Linked DNA regions of Mus musculus: region 1 is linked to region 2. A link is a loop called in an ENCODE intact Hi-C map of the cell type or tissue named here. Cell type or tissue: left cerebral cortex. All regions are shown on one strand. Links, peaks and the distances in the headings refer to the core of each region. The heading gives the core; the rest is flanking DNA. Region 1 has its middle 480 kb from the start of Gm24651. Region 2 has its middle 460 kb from the start of Nectin3.

What was found. A loop is a pair of places that touch in the nucleus more often than their neighbours do. Peaks named below come from ENCODE experiments on the same cell type or tissue, not always from the same donor. Only the 100,000 strongest peaks of a DNase experiment are listed, where the experiment ranks them.
Region 1: it touches region 2 in a loop (3-fold over the local background); 2 of 42 quality-filtered maps call a loop at or near these places.

What each region holds. Positions count from the first base shown.
Region 1 is chr16:47,022,512-47,031,350 of GRCm38, reverse strand. No RefSeq gene overlaps it. Among named protein-coding and RNA genes, the nearest start is that of Gm24651, 480 kb to the left of the region's middle. In left cerebral cortex, for the core only: no CTCF peak of the experiment used is centred there; a DNase peak (open chromatin) is centred at 5,173.
Region 2 is chr16:46,953,193-46,962,031 of GRCm38, reverse strand. No RefSeq gene overlaps it. Among named protein-coding and RNA genes, the nearest start is that of Nectin3, 460 kb to the right of the region's middle. In left cerebral cortex, for the core only: no CTCF peak of the experiment used is centred there; a DNase peak (open chromatin) is centred at 4,826; H3K27ac peaks cover 368 bases.

The sequences.
Region 1 (8,839 bases), core at 259-8,258, 69 kb before region 2:
CTCTCTACATTGGCCTTTGCTTTGTAAACTTTGCTCCTAAATTTAAAGTTAATAAAAGATTAGAGCCTATGATTGGCCAAGACTTGAGGATCAAGTGAGAGGTCTGAGAGGAGACCAGGAGAGAAGAGGAAAGGAGACAAAGGGAGGAGAAAGTCACACTGAGAGGAGATGGACCACAAGCATGTGGTTGGGAGAACAGCAAGTAATGGGGGATATATGAATGGGATGCAAGTTAGAATAGCTCAAAATCTGCCCAATCTAGGTTTTCAGCTTATAAATTAAATGCCAGGATAGTGTGTCTTTTTATACTGGCTAGCTAGAATAAATAATTCCTTGTATGCTTCACTTTTTTCCCATTATTTTCCATTCCTCTTTCTTATCTGCAAGAAAAAAAACACCCTACTTGAAAAGGCATGGGAACTTTGAAAGTTAAGATATAGGAGCAAACTGATAAAATAAGGTAGTGTAGGGGTTGAATATGACCAATGCACATTGTTAGTTAGCATTTTGTCTAGGCTCTGCATATTGGAGTGTGTGTATATGTGTGTATGTGTGTGTGTGTGTGTGTGTGTGTGTGTGTGTGTGTGTGTGTGTGTGCTTACCATAGGAATTCCTTAGTTGTAAGAAGTAACATCTTCCCATTTGAAGCAGATGATGAGATTTAAAGCATGTATTTAAATGTATTTAAATAATTCTTTCCTGATGTAATACATCTAAGACATGTCCTTAATTTTCTTTTAACAATTTTATATTAAACTCCCAAGACATGGCTTTTTGTTTATTTAGTTCTTTGTTAGTCATTTGTTTTGTTTTGTTTTGTTTTGTTTGTTTTGTTTTGTTTTCTGAAACAGGATTTCACTATGTATTCTAGACTGGACTTATACAAGAAGTGTTCCAAATGCTGGAAATACAGACATGGAACACCACACATAGTGATAAGTCTATAATTGCTAGGGACTTGATATTTAAATAGGTTGTAAGGAAAAGTTCTGCTTTCATTACATACAGGTATACAGTGAGTTTTCCAATGATCCTACACCAGATACTTTCTTTCCGTCTGATACCCTGTCAATCTTATTCAATGTATGGCAAAGTGCTTTTCATTTCTACACTGTCAATAATTCTTTAGTTGTCTGAACTGGTTTTCGGTTTTGTTGTTGTTGGTTTGGTTTTGTCTGCTTTTGCTTGTGTGTGTGTGTGTGTGTGTGTGTGTGTGTGTGTGTGCACGTGCACGCGTGCCAGTATTATATTGACTTAATATGCCTTTAGCATAACGTATCTATATATTCTTGTCAGTTGGTAATTGATCCCTAAATTTTAGTAAAAAATAAAAAATCTTGATTGAGGTATTAAAGGATAGCATAGATTAATTTTCAAAAATTTACATTTTAAACTATATTTTTTTCATTTCTACAATCATTTAGTTATTCTATTTTATTTAGTCTTCGTTTCCACCATTGGTCTTCTACAATGTCTCCTGATGCAGTTTGATAATATGTACCAAAACAAGCTTTTAAATGTTGAGTCACATTGGGTGTGTTGGGGATTTTATTATTGACAGAGTTTTCTCTTTTATAAATAACATACTTCAGATAGGATGCTTTTACAAAGTAAAAATTTAAAGCAAACATACATATATCCTTTGGTTTGCTAAAGAGTACTTTATTGGCTAGTCAAGGTTAATTTTACATGTCAACTTGACTGAGCCACCATGCACAGATATTTTGACAGACTCTGATAGTAAATATTTCTGTGAGAGTGTTCTTTCTATGAAATCAACATTTAGATTGGTGAATTTGAGGTAAAGTTAGATTGTTCTCAGTAATGTGAATGAGGCTACCTAATTGGTGAAAGACCTTATCTGAAAACAAGACTGGTCTCTCTTGAGACCACGGGAGTTCTGCAGCAAACCACCTCAGAGCCAGTGGCATCATTGATCATTTTCTGGACCTCCCAACTTGAAATTCAACATTATCTTCTGTCTGAATCTGCAGCAGACACTGTAGATTTAGAACGTGGACTAACCACATTAGACAATTTCTCGAAGCAAAATATAACCTTTGCTCCAACTCCCTATCCCATGCCTCCCTCCATCTCCACCTTCTGTAAAAATGCTATATAGATATACTATTGTTTATTGTTTATGATGCTGTGTTCAATCCCATGGTAAGATGTGGAACCAAACAATTAATAAAACAAGAGATAAATTGAACTTGGCATGTATTATTTCTGGATTTTTGCTTATCAAACTTATATGAGCAGAATGAAAACAGAATCAAAAGACAACCTGCAAATGGAGAGAATAAATTTGCCTGTTACACATCTGACAGGGTTTTTAATCATGAATATATAAGTAGCTACCAAAAAAGTGACTGGTCTAGAGAAGTGGCTCAGCCAGTCAATAAGAGCAACTGCTGTTCTTGCAAAAGATCTGAGATCAGTTCCAGGTCACCCACCATCATGGGTAACAACAAAATAACACACACATACACACACACACACACACACACTTTAAAGGAATAAAGTAATTTTTCAAGACAACAATGCCAAGTAAGTACAGATTTAAAAATAAACAAAATAACTGAATAAACAGAGGGGTGATAATTAGATACAGGATAATATACACAAAATTGCTCTGCAATAAGGAAGTTCAAATTAATGGTATAAAATAGAAGCTGATAATTTGGTGTTTGGTGATAACATGGAAGATTTCAGTCAGAGTACTCCAGGTTTTCCAGCATCCATTAACTGTCACACATGTGTGGGAGGCCTTTAGTAATATAGCTATCTTTTACTAATTTCTGTTCCTATAAATAACTCTAATAAAGCCCATTGTTTGGAATTTGGTAGTGTATGTGCTTTGGTCTGTCACTGGTTCTTTGTTTATTCACTTCTGTCCATCACACAACAGCAGGACAGAGTAAACTTTTGCAGGAGGGCAACTTCTCAGTACCCCAATTATGTTGAAGAAACTCTTTGCCCAAATCTACAACCAGGATACAGTATGCCAATATCAATCTTTGCTACATAAAATAAATGCCCCTAGATGCTTTCATTTAGCATTCCTGTCTCAGTTTCTCTTAGTGTATGTTTTCAGAAATGAGGCATCTTATGATCATTAATACAGTAAATTGGAGGAAGAAAGACAGGAAAATGATCACAGTGCTGATCCCAGTTGCTGCCACTTTATGTTCACCCGAGATTTGGTCGCTACCACTGGCTACATGTGGTAAGGTGGCATCACAGAGACAGCAGGATAACGGAACTTCAGCTGCTAGCAAGGAAATGCCTAATGGCATCAGTGTCATTTCTTTTGTTTTTTAATTTTTTATTAGGTATTTTCCTCATTTACATTTCCAATACTATCCCAAAATCCCCCATACCCTCCCCCCACTCCCTTACCCACCCACTCCCACTTCTTGGCCCTGGCATTCCCCTGTACTAAGGCATATACAGTTTGCACGACCAATGGGCCAATCTTTCCGTCAATGTCATTTCTAAATCCCTGTGATGTGAAGCTTCTGCATTAATTGACGTGTATAGAACATGGAAGCAAATGAGCTACTCTGATGATTTCTTATTATTCCCTCTATCTCAAATGATGGACTCTGCCATCACTAAGTGAGACAATAAGATGTGTGAGTTCAGCAAGAAACACCAGAAAGCAAAACATCCTAAGGCAGGTGGTCTCTGTGAGAAAGTTACTTCTGATGAATCTCTTCTTTCAGGCAGTACCTTATCTTCCCATGAACTTCCTGGGGAGGTGGTGGAGAATGCCCACTGCTACCGAAGTGGCCAATTGTTGACAAAGTGATACCTTCCTCCTCTCCTAGATCCCTTGCAATGTCTTTTAGCCATCAAATGTGTAATCACCAAGATGTTCATCAATTATTTTTCTATGGAGAACACATCTGCTCTTACTCATAGGTTTTGAGCATGTGTTGACAGGGACTCAAGCAAATAAATATTTCTTACACAAAATGTGACTCATTAAATTGTCTAAAACTTGTTAACTTTTCAGCTGAGGTTCCTCTGTTATCACTTGCTATTATTAATGTCTACCATGAGTTGGATGATTTGCATTGGAACAGTTCTTGAAAACGCATGGACATAAGTTTCAGGCAAAAGGTAGTGTTTTGACATTGGCACTATGTTGAAGTCTGTCACAGAGCATTGCATGGATGGATTAAAGAATGAGGGATGAGACTGTAGCATCTCAGCATTTGAGCGGGGCTCAGAAACATATATTGTAAAATGCAGATTATTTCAAAAACACAAAACAAATATTCAATGGTTGTGCTTTATAGTATAATCTATGGCCAGGAAATAGGACCTTGCAGGGCTCTGGAGGTTAGAAAAAGGCAAGAGGCACTGTGAGGACTGTTGCCAAACAAACAGTAGTTGTTGAAACTTTCTGTAATAAGTGTGATGCACTTGCTACCAAGATGCGATACTATACTGACTGAATAAGATGGTCCAAAACTTCAGCACTAAATCAAGTAGGCAGCAACTGACTGCAGAAAGAACCATTCTTATATAGAAAAGAGTCAAAGTACACCACCTGTCTACAAGTGTCAAGATTTGTGGCTTTGAATTAAGAACCTTGTATAATTATTTTCACTGAAAGCCAGAAGCCCTTATTTTGTTTTGTTCTTCTGTTTTGGTAATATAAACTCGAAGAAATGAACTACCCTATTTAGAACCAAGTTGTAAACTAAATAATTAGCTCAAATTAACCCCATTCGATTTATTCAAAGGACATGCTAGCTTTCATCCTCACTTTAAGTTTCTTGGATCACTCACATTTACTCTAAGTTAGTGATGTAAACGGGATTATCTACTGGAATATTAATTTGGGTATGTGTTTTTCTTAATTTCCCCTCCTACTGTTCAAGCACATACCCAAGATGACATGTTCATTGACGAAAATATTATTATTATAGGAGATGGCCCTTGGTTTCAGTAAATGGAACACACATTAAGAGGTTAAATAAAGAATGAAAAAGAAAAATTTCTCCTAAAAAGTCAGGAAGAAACAATGATCTGCAATGATTTGTGGTTTCTGCAACCCACACATAGTAACATCCCAAAATGAGAACATGTTAGAGAGGGTGGAAGAGTGAACCACATGGCCAGGCTGTTGTTGGCTGAGAAATCCAGTGTCTAAAGGACTGCCCAGCACCACCTGCTTCCCTGCATTGTGCTCATAGCAAACCCACATAGTCTTGGCTGTACTTCTGAAGTGCACAGTTGGGAGGAAGTAGTCATTGCCATCCTTTAGAGAATTCTGTCTGGTTGGTGTGGCTGCATATACAGCACAGTGCTCTTTTTTACACTTCTTTCTTTTATTGAAAATAGATTTCTTTTTTATTACAACACATTCTGATTATGGTTTCCTCTACTGCAACTCCTAGAAGCTCCCTTCCCACCATCCATGCAAATCTACACCCTTTCTCTTATTAGAATATGAACAGGCATCTGAAGAATAACAGTAAGACAAGATAAGATAAAAGAAAATCAAACAAACTCAAATAGGCAACACTCTTTCAGTACATTGTCTGTGGAATGTTATTGATCTTCACAGTGAGCTACGCCAGGTGGTCTGTTTTATCTCTCACCTAGCTCTGTTTCATTAGTCGTATGAAAGAATCTGAAGTAAGAAATCCTCTTGAAACAAGACTGGGTAGTTTCATTCAAATCTGTATAATCCTGGTACTGGGCCAGGCCTTTGCCTTATTTCTAGACTAATATTGCAAAGTGGGTAATGATGGGTTGGACTCAAGGGATTCTCTATTTAGTATTAACTGTGCAGAGTGCTACGGTTAATATATGCACTTTGCACTGAGCCATTTACCATCAGAGTAAAGGGTTTCAAGTGAGAGACAGGAAGCTGAGATCAAGCCTTTCATAAGGACCCCACCCCTCTCAAGGAAGACAGAGAAACCCAGAGAGCAGTCATTGGAAGCAACAAGAAGTCAGCTAGAAATTGGCTAGTCTCCACAGCCCACATTTGTAGTTCCAGTTACTCCGAAGAGGCTGAAGGAGGAGGAAGAATTGAGTTGAAGGACTGAGAAAGTAATCAGTTCAGGCATTAACAGAGAAATATTGTAAGACACTCATCTCAAAGACAGAGAGAAATGGAGATGGTCAGACAGACAGATAGACAAAGAGTGAAGCGAGACAGAGAGAAAGAAGTGGCTGGCAGGGCAAGGCAGCAGCTCTCAGCTCAGAGGCATCACCTCCTCCCCAGTTCAAGGAGAGATGTGTTGACAATTTGGAGACTACTTACACTCCAGTATGTTCTTTTATAGAGATACAGAACCATAGAAACAGAATTTTAAAATTGTTGATATGCATTGTTTGAGCTGCTGGAACATTCGTTATTAACCTTGTGTAGCCAGGCCCCACTGCTTTAATCTTGCCTGTATTCTTCTCATTTTCTGTTTGTCTCATCCTTTCTTTTCCACCAAAGCTGAATTTGAACCTCCCCTCTTATAGCTGTTTTGGGATTTCTGCATCCATATGTCTTTGATGGCACTGTTGACATGTGACATGAAGTTTTAATTTCTCCTTCTCAGTTTTGTCACATTGGTTATGTTTTCATGCATCTCTAATTCTCCCCTTCTTAATTCTAGCTTGGTAACTTCCATCTCTGAATGCTACCTAATACCCAGAAAGCACTGTGAACCTAATGAGTTTAATAAATATTATAGACACTACATTCAAGGGTGAGTTAAAGATGGAATTAAACTTAAACAGCAGTAACACGATTCTAAAAGGAAGTGTTTGCTCTGTTGCTGTTGTGTAAATCACTAGTTCGAGTAAATAAGAGGTGTTCTGCTGTGTTTTGATGCTTCTTTCATTAAAAATAACATCTTGAATTAGCAATAATCACACTTAACAGAAATTAAGAGGTGTTGGGTTCTGTTTTGTTTTAAGTATTACTAAATGCCTTTAAATTACAAGTAATTGGAAACTATGGTATTATTAAGCTTCTATATAATGTAAATTCAATATTTCAATGTTACTTTACAGCATTTTAGAAGTTCCAATAACAACCAAGATGAAGTCAAACTACTATATTTTCCACATTCCTAGAACGTGAATTTTTTCAAGTTATTTTAAATTTCATAGAAAGTTAACTTTGATTGTCTTTTTAAAAGATTTTCTTCATATAGACTTTAAAAACAAAAAACAAACAAACAAACAAACAAAAAACATGGTATCATTGACAGGTGAACTACCAACTCTAGTCCACGTCAGAGAACACAAGAAAAGGAAATACTTAGCAGGCAGATGTGTCTACACTTAATAGAGCATTTGGTCTCATCTCTTTTCTGGTCTCTGCCACTTTTTTCTTTAGGTTCCTCTTCTGCTCATCACATGCTCCACTCTTAACAAGGGTCAAAGCTTTCAGCTGCCTCTTGCTTTGACTTTGTCTGCCTAGAGCCCCTTCCCCCATCCCATATCTTGCCTCAGAGATTCTCCCTCCTCAGGGAGAACAGCCAGCAGCTGTCTCTTGGTCTCTCATTTCCAAATGACTCTCATTCTCTTTTCTTAGCTCAAATGTCACATAAAAGACAACTTCTCTTACCACCTGGTCTTCTGTTACTGTTGACTTGGTCTATTTAAGAGACTTTCTTCCCCAGATGTGGTCCTCATGCTCATAATTCGAATGTCAGGAGACATCATTAGGAGGATTGTGAATTAAAGGTCAACCTGGGCTCTACCTCATAGCTAGAAACCCAGTCTTAACAATAACAACAACAACAAAAAGACAAACATATAAACACTCTGGTACTGGATTGAATGGCCCTTGTCACTGTTGCTGTTATTTGTCCTCATTCTTGCTGCCATCATCTGATTTTTAATATTTTGTAAAAACAAATAAAGGGTAAAAAACAAAAACCAAGACAATTAAATCTGTCAATGCATTCTTCAATCTCCAAAAGCATATTCAATATTATTTTTAATTGGATATTTTATTATTTCTTTATATAATGTATTTTCACTTAAATCAATGAGTGTTTAATAAAATCATGCAACAGATAATAAACTTCGAAAAAATTTTCCTCACAATCTTGGCATAATTTACCAATTTCAGGGGGGTTCCAAGAGGAAAAAATGAGGCACATGGTGGGAAATTCCAAACATCTAACACAGTAACTTTCTTCAAATACTTAAACAACTTCAATGTCTGGCAAAAAAATTTCAACAAAGTGGTTGTATTATCTTGATGCCATAACCTGAAAGAAAACTGAAAACAAAGAAAAAAACTCAGATACTGGGTAGCTTCCTACACAACAGGTACAACGATCATATTAAAATTTCAATTTTCTCCTAATAACGCATCCCTGTGAGGATTAGTGGAAGATGTGTGAGAGGGAAAAATAAATATTCAGTTTCTAAAAAAATTGAATTATTTTCAAGTCTTAGAGTATAATTCCATTGTGTAGTAATATTATCTACAGTAGAGAAATGAAAGCCAGTTACTTTAAATAGGTAGTCTGAAATCACCCAGGATAGTTTGTAAAACATACACCATGGGTTTTAATTTAAAACTCAACTCTCAACAAGGAATGGTATAGGAATTAGAAGGAGTGGAGTCACCCTAGGGAGTATAAACCTTGGGATAGCAGAATTCCATGCCATTCTCTAATTCTGTCCTCTTGATGTATTGAGAGGACATAATGTTGCCATAGCATTATTATTTGATTTACAATTAGTAAAAATTCAATTAAAGTTCTATAATCTCATAGATGGTGATGGATATTGTCATGTCAGAAATAGTAATACCCCACGCTGGACCTAAGTTCTCAATGAAGATATAAAGTCTCCT
Region 2 (8,839 bases), core at 293-8,292:
CCAGTTCAGTAGTGACAGAACACCAAACATGAATCAGCAGCAGTTGCATGATCCAGCAGAAACAGCCAGGCCTCCACCATATCAGCAAGAGTCAGTGGAAGTGACTGGAACCAGCCAGGACACCAGGAGAAGCTCTCTGATGTGCCTCTGTTAATGAACTGAAGATTAGCGAATCATCATTGCTACTTAGCAAAAGCATAGTAAAGGAGATGACAGCTGTCGGGTTAAATTTAACAGGTTTCTTGATATATTTCTTTCTTCTGATCAAAAATAGATGAGAATTCAAGTAAAAGGAGAGAGAATCTAGTGTTGGGTTGTAAGTGCAAGACAAAAGAGAGCATATTTAGATAGAGAAGGCTTTGAACATACTATGAAGAAATTGGTGGTGGTGGTGCTGAGTGGTGATATGGTTGTGGTGTGTGTGTGAGTGTGTGTGTGCCTACACGCATGTGCGCACAAACTTATGAAGGCTACTAGTAGATGTTAAATATCTTCTTCATTCATTCTTCAAGTTATTGTTTGAGACAGTGTCTCTCACTGAACCTGGCGATCACCAATTGAACTAGCTTCCACACCCATCAGGCTCTGCTTGGTATATGGGCACTAGTAATGCAAACTCAAGATGCCTGTGTCAAGCAGTCTACCAACTGAATTCTCTCCTCAGCCTTTTCCGTTTAGTTTCTCTAATTGTGGTTTATATAACACTGATCTTGAATATGACTCAAAATGATGTGTGATCTGTTGATTTACGAATGATGAAATTCCTAATTAAACTTATACAATGTAATATTAAAAGACATTCTATAGGATTGTCAGGGCTGCCACTTCAGTTCTTCCTAAGGTTTCTATTACTGGTTTTCAGGCGAATGCCTTCTTGTTCTCTGATTTAAGTTCATAGTGTGTGTGTGTGTGTGTGTGTGTGTGTGTGTGTGTGTGTGTACATGTATCCCCAGTGTCTGTCTGTCTACAGTCCCTCTTACATCTGTTAGACTGAAATAAAGCCTGGCTTTCTGGTATCATTTTAGGTAAATAATTTTTGCAAGGTTTTATCCCTTAATGTATCCACATTCTGACACTCAGAAAATTAGGCCTCCAATACATGAATCTAGGGGGAACACACTCGGTCTCACTATAAATTTGAAATCATATCATCTGCCTGGATTGGTTTGTTTCGAGTAGAATTTTGATAAAGTACAGTGTAGCCATACAATTCTGACACAATGATGATAAGACCCACTTTCCTACAATGCAGCCAATGCAACTGGTAATACTCCTGCATTAATATTGCAATTCTCCTGTCTGGCAGATCTGATTGGCATTAACTGATTAGGGAATACTATATAAAAAACATAAGTCCTGTGGATATCTTTATCACAAGTTTCAAGGGTTGTTTTTTACAATCAAAGAGAATTGATACATAAAGAGATTTATTTGCCACAACTAACCCACTGTTACTCTGGTTGGCACAAGTTTTTTAAAGCATAGATATATTTTAACTAAGTATATTAATATTATTCCTATATTCAGAGAAGTCAATCTATTAAACCAATCTATGTTTATAATTGTTCAGTGCTGTTCAAGTTTTCATTGTTGCCATTTTCCATTGTTTTCTACTCTATGTTCCCTATTCTTCAAAGTTTTTAATACCCACTCTGATAATCAAAAATATTTCTTTAACATTCCAGATTTCAGACAGATATTAAACTCAAAATGTTCCTGCCTTGTCCTTTAAGAAACCTGGAATTAAAGACCTATACCAATAAATAAATCTGTCTTCAAATCTTGACATAAGTTTGAATTAAATGGGTCAATTTAGCAGAGGTAAAGGAAGGCAATGGAGAGGGAGGAAAGGAAGGAGAATAAAGAGGACATTTTATGTGTATTGAAAAAATGCACTGTGAGGCGGGAGAGATGGTTTAGCAGTTAAGAACACTTACTGCTCTTCCAGAGGTCCTGAGTTCAAATCCCAGCAACCACATGGTGGCTCACAACCATCTGTAATGAGATCTTATGCCCTCCTCTGGTGTGTCTAAAGACAGCTACAGTGTACTTATATATAACAAATAAATAAATCTTTAAAAGAAAAAGAAAGAAAAATGCAGTGTGTGTGTGTTTGTGTGTGTGTGTGTGTGTGTGTGTGTGTGTGTGTGTGTGTGTGTGTGTGAAATGCAATGAAAACAATAAAACAAAACATTCAGGAATCATTACTTTTTTTAAAAAAATCAACATTTTATGTCATAGTATTCTTTTCCTTAAACGCTTGGCCTAGGACTTTAAAGTCACTGACAGTCTAAAGCCCATGGAATACTCATCTTCCTGTTTGCATTTCCCCATTTATAGCTTCTACAAACCTCTTCCAAGTTCTCAGTGTTTAGAATGGGCAGATGAGACTCATTAGCTTCTAGCATAATTTGTCTAAGCCTACAGCCTTGAACTTATTTAAAGACCCCAAAGACTTTTATTTCTTCTGGAATTCAGTTTCCATTACCAAAATCTCTCTTTATGTTTTAAAGAAATACTGCAGAAAATCCAATATGAAGTTCATATTTAACCTATCAAATTTGTGAAAGTTCATATTATTTAAATTCCTACAAAATATATTTTTGGTTAAATTTTTTAAGATTTTTTTCAGAATTCATACAAAACCCTTTGAATAATAACTTTTGGGTATATGAAAGAAAATTGCTAATTAATTCTATAGACCAATCTCTTGATAGATGTTGATCGGGATATAATGAAATGGTAATAGTAATCATTATTTTCATAAAAGTAGCCAAGTCAGGATCCTCTTCTCACAGTCTAACGCTCTCAACTGTGAAATCCATTATGAACTATGAAATTGCAATTATTGCCCAGTAGAATGTTATCATTATAGTGCTTGAGACAAAGCCCTACTGTAGAATTTTAACAGTTGCCTCTAGTCGATAGCGCATGGTCAAATAGTGGATACCAGAAAACTGATATTTTTATTCTGAGCATTTTCTTACATATACCCATTATTCTGAGACAATTTACTTTACATGCCAGCATTGTGTAACAGACATCAACTGTTTTATGGCCCAGGGCTTATAAAGGAGTTTGTTCAGAACTAGCTACATTTGCCCTCAAATTTCCAAAGACATTTTCAAAAGAGATAATCAGCTTGGAGAGATGCTGGATGAAGCTGCAATGCAGAGGTGAATAGGAGGTCATGCTAATGACTTCCTCAATAAATAGCCAAAGCAAAAGGGAAAAATGATGATAAAAACTTTGGAAATGGTCTTTTCCTGCAAATAAAAAAATAGTTTAATTCTAAAGGCATACTGTCTACCAGTCTACCTATTTATGAAGAGATCTCTAAATTTTGCCTGATAAATTATCTTAATGAGTCTTTAAACTTTAAAGGCATGGCTGTTTTAGTTCTATAATGCTAACATAAACAATTCCCTCACAAGGGATATGACAGCTCAACACTATTCAGTTAATAAGAAGAGAATTCTGGAGGGGGTTTGAGAGCAGGTGAGTTCTGGGTATGTCCCTTGCATATGAGATATTCAGAGAGGGTTGTGAACTAACAAAAGCATTCTCAAACCAACAGAGTAAATAGGCTTTCAGCATTCTCTTGTGAGACTATGTCGGGGCCTAGCAAACACAGAAGTAGATGCTCACAGTCAGCTATTGGATGGATCACAGGGCCCCCAATGGAGGAGCTAGAGAAAGTACCCAAGGAGCTAAAGGGATCTGCAACCCTATAGGAGAAACAATATGAACTACCCAATACCCCCCTGGAGCTCATGTCTCTAGCTGCATATGAATCAGAAAACGGCCTAGTCGGCCATCAGTGGAAAGAGAGGCCCATTAGTCGTGCAAACTTTATATGCCTCAGTACAGGGGAACGACAGGGCCAAGAAGTGGGAGTGGGTGGGTGGGGGAGCGTGTGGGGGACTTTTGGGATAGCATTGGAAATGTAAATGAAATAAATACCCAATAAAAAACTACAATGTGATAAAATGATAAGTCCTTTGATGAATTCTGGGTACCAGAATCAGCAATTGAAGTTATGAGAGTTTCTGTTTTAAAATTTTCTATATGTTTATAACTATTTTGTTTCCATACATTAATTTCTGTCTTTGTTTTAAAAAAGAAAATGAAGTGGCTTACAAATGTGAGTGTGCTGTGCTTGGTAACAAGAGAGAAAAGGTAAAGCATGGAGTGGATTTGCCTACATTGCATAAAAGATTTTAGGGATTGGGTCACAGTAAGACCCGGAAGAAGACCATCATTTAGTCAGAAATGAAGTGACGTTTCAGAAAAATATTACTTTTCCAGTTGTGGAGAAGGATGCAGAGTAGGAAGTCTTCCTGGAGTACTATAAAGTCATCTTTAACCAAGAGTTTGTAAATGACCATGGGGTAAGTCACAGCTCACCACAGTTCTGGAGTACATAATGATCCCCATGAACCACAACTTAGCTTGACAAATTTTTCCTTTAGTTACATATTTATATTTTCCCTTAGTTTATATTGAGATAAATGGTTATATTTGTAGTTAGGAAACTTTATAATGGAAAATAACCTAAACATGTGTTGCTACAAAGAAATTGGAATCAAACACAAGAGTGGGGCTGTTTCTTATAAGGAACACTGGCAGATGGGGTAGAGCCAGCAGAAGTGGCCCAAGAAGCAGAAACCACATCTCCAAAGTTTGGAAACTTGGGTTTCTCACCCCTACCTTGTGCCCAAACACTCTGGGCAAGAAACGAAGCATCAAAATATTACTAAGAGTTTATCATCTGAACTTGAAGTAACATCACTCTAAATCCAGTCCAAATTACTCATCCATGAGGGGGAGGAAAAGGATGAATCAGAGATTCTTGGCTCAGTCAATAGGGTGTTATGGAGGAGCTGAGGATGAGTCTGACATAAAATAGTTAGTTATACAACTGTTAGGGCCTTCTGTAGATGCTGCAGTGAATACTACCCATGAAGGCAAAGGCAGTTTTTCTTCATTTTAGGAGATATAAAATATGTAAGCTTTCAGCATATATATATACATATATATATATATATATATATATATATATATATATATATATATGATTGAAAGTATGTTTGCACATGTATATACATTAAACATACACATACACACACACACGTATGATTAAATAACATAGTGAATCATCATATACCTATCAGATAGTCTATCAGTTAGTCACTTTGTGGTCAGTCTTACATTAAAAATACCAAGGACCCCAATTGATGATGCTTCAATCCCACTTGGGAGGGACAAAAAAAAAAGCAATCATGGAAGGTAGAGGGAGGGAGGGAAGTGGGTGGGAAAAGGGTGGGGGGACATGACCAGGTATTGGGGGGAGGAACAGGAGAGAAGCCTTGAAGGCCAGCAGAAAGAATGGAAACAGGCAACCTCAGGAATAACAGACGCTACAGTGAATACTACCCATGAAGGCAAAGGCAGTTTTGCCTCATGGAGGTGAGGGGGGGAGCCCTCTAGGATATACCAAATACCTGGGAGGTGAGAGGGAATCAAAGGGACGGACCTTAGATGAGATGTTCAGCAGTGGGGAGAGGAAACTTGTAGAATCCACCTCCAGCAGAAAGAAAGGACATCAAGTGGAGGGATGGGGTCAAAACACTGACCTAGATTTGTTCCTTTCTAAAAGAACTGCAGGGACAAAAATGAAGAAGAGACTGAGGGAAAGGAGATCCAGTGACTGACCCAACTTGGGATCCATCTCAAGGAGAGGTTCCAAGACCTGCCACTATTACTGGTGCTATGGTTAACTTACAGACAGGAGCCTAGCATGGATGTTCTCCAACATGCCCAACAAACAGCTGAGACAGACCAGATACTTATACCCAACCAATGGACTGAAGTCTGGGACCCCTGTGGTTGAATTAGGGAAAGGCTGGAAGAAGCTGAGGAGGAGGGCAGCAACCCTATAGGAAGACCAGCACTCTCCACTAACCCAGATCCCTGAGATCTTTCAGATACTGAACCACCAAACAGGCAGCATAGCAAAGAGCTGGTACAAACCCCTCCCCCTATGTATACAGCAGAGGACTACCTGGTATGGCATCAGTGAGAGAAGACAGGCCTAACCCTCAAGAGACTTTAGGCCACAGGGAGTGGGGAGTCCTGGTAGGATGGGGGCAGGGAATAGGGATGGGGGTGGGGACATCATCTTGGAGACAGAGGATAGGAAGAATAGGATGTGGAAATGTTGGAGTGTAGTGGGTAACAACTGGACTGTAAAAAAATAAACAGAATTAAACAAACAAACAAACAAAAACCAAATACCAGGGACCCGTTGTTTCAACCTTAGATTATTTTGAATTTAAATCCTATATATCATATCTTTAAATCATAACAAAATAAGGACTCTTAAAAGTGTAATCATGATACCATTTTCAAAATTTTAAATAGTGTATTAAATTCTTAGCCTCATTGATTATCTAATCAGTATTTGAATTTATTATGCTGTTTTGACTTCCGTAGTCTGTTTACTTATATAGGATTCTATAAAAATCTCTACTATGGGGGCTGGGGAGCTGACTTCACCGACACGGTATGTGTCTTATATGCATGAGGACTAGATTCAAGAACCCCAGAAACAATGTGATTTGTGTGTTTGAGTGAATAAGCATGTAATGTGTGTATGTGTGTGTGTGTCCCCGTGAGTGTGGGGGGTTGTGTGGGGGGATAGATGTGGGTATGTGTGGGTATGGGTGTGGTTATGTGTGTGTGTGGGGTGTTGTTATTATGAAAGTAATTTTTCATTCAGACAATTTTATAGATTGTAACATCGTGGCAACAATTAACCTATTTCTTCTTTGGATTTCTGATAATTTAACAGTTGTACGTACTTCAAAAGATTTCTGTTTAACTTTAGTTAATCTATGTTTTTTGGATATTTACTGTAAAGAAATATTCACATATGATTTGGGAACCAGTGATTTGAAAAAAAATAGGGTTTTTTGGCTGATATTGTCTCAAGGGTGCATCTTAGAAGAAATGCAATTCAAAACTGTGTTTATAAGCCACATGTCATGTCAAATGCTTATTTTCACAACACTTAAGACTATGAAGCAAGAAGATTATGAGGTGTAGTCCAGCCTAGGCTACAGAGTGAGCTCAAAACAAGTCTCAACTGCAATGCAAGATTTTTGTCTCAAAGAAACTGTAAGCCTCATTCTTAATAATCCTGCAATATCAAGAGTAACTATAAAACCTTCTAACACTAGCAATATCACTGACATAAGTATAAATATACCATGATGATGAATTTCTAACAGGTGTGAGATTCCTTGCATGCATAAAAAATAATTTCTAATGTTCATGGCCTTTCTTCTCAAGTTCTTGAAGTCTATCCAGTAGATTCAACAAAATAAGGTGAAACACAAACATCCACTAGAGGATAGCTAAGGAAATTTGTTTGGAATAGAGAACTCTCATGCAAATATAAGAAAGAGGAAGAGAGACAATTTTCTATATTACATTGATATTGAATATTGCAAAATCCTTGAGAGCTGATGCAAATTGGGAAAATATTGAGTGGTGGAAAGACTTGTTATTTGAGATTGAAATAACAAAAATGGAAGGATAAGAAAAAAAGAAGCCATTTAAACAATGTGCCTTTGATAAACCTGTGACTGTATAAATGATGAAACAAGTTTCATCTGAGCTTTGTTTGGGGTTTATATTGTACTGTTCTGTTGAAGGTAGTGATGTAAGCAGTATTATGTTAGATGTAAATGGATGGATTGTTTGTGAGTGTATAAAATATGAAAATTGTTTAGGAAGGGCAAATGGAAATAAGTTAAGGGAACAATAAAGTCAATAGCATCAAAAGAGCCAGAGAAAGAAAGAAAGAAAGAAAGAAAGAAAGAAAGAAAGAAAGAAAGAAAGAAAGAAAGAAAGAAGAAAGAAAGAAAGAAAGAAAGAAAGAAAGAAAAAGAGAGAGAGAAAGAAAGAAACAAAGAAATTTTGTTTAGCTATTCTCACATAACACATCCTGAAATTTACATAAGTATCCATGTTCCAATGTCTTTCCCTCTCACATCATGGGTTGTAGGAAACACCCCTGCATTCCTTTTACAGGGATATTACCTGGAAGTCCATTTGAGGAGAGAGCTGAGAGTTGTGTGTTTCTACCAATAATCATCATGACACTCAAGAAAGAACAGAATATGTGTATGTTTAGAAGTTTGTATATTTATTTGGGATGGAACTAGGACTAATAATTTTTTTTTTGTCCACAGAATTTATCTACACTATTTGCCCCTGACATTACACGTAGGAAAAAAAGATAGCAGATGCTTAATTTATCTTTCTGACATTTGCTCAAACATAATTTCTAGCTAGCTAGACAATATGCTCCAGCTGATGCATCTTACCTGACCTCTCAGCAGCACCTGAAGCATTGAATCACTCCTGATTCATTGTGAGATTTCCGTGCTGGCCTACAGGACACCACATTTAGCATTTCTTCCTCACATCTCTGAAGGTTTCTTTGCACTGCTCTCTGTTTCCCACCCCTTCTCTGTTTCCTAGAATCCTAACATCATTGATGAGTCTTGGGACTTATTTTTCCCTATCTAAACTTCCCTTGTTGATGATCACAACCACTCTGATGAATCTAAGCACAGTGTACCAAAGACATCCAAAGTCAAACTTCGCATGCAGATATCTCTTCAACAGCCATCTTATATACCCAATGGCATCTTCAGGATTCCAAATAGGCATCCCATAAGTGTCATGTGCTTAACTTCTTCCTTACGCCATCTACCTATCTTCTCCATTGTGAGAAAGGTGCTGTCTCTATGGTTTTCAAATAGGGCTG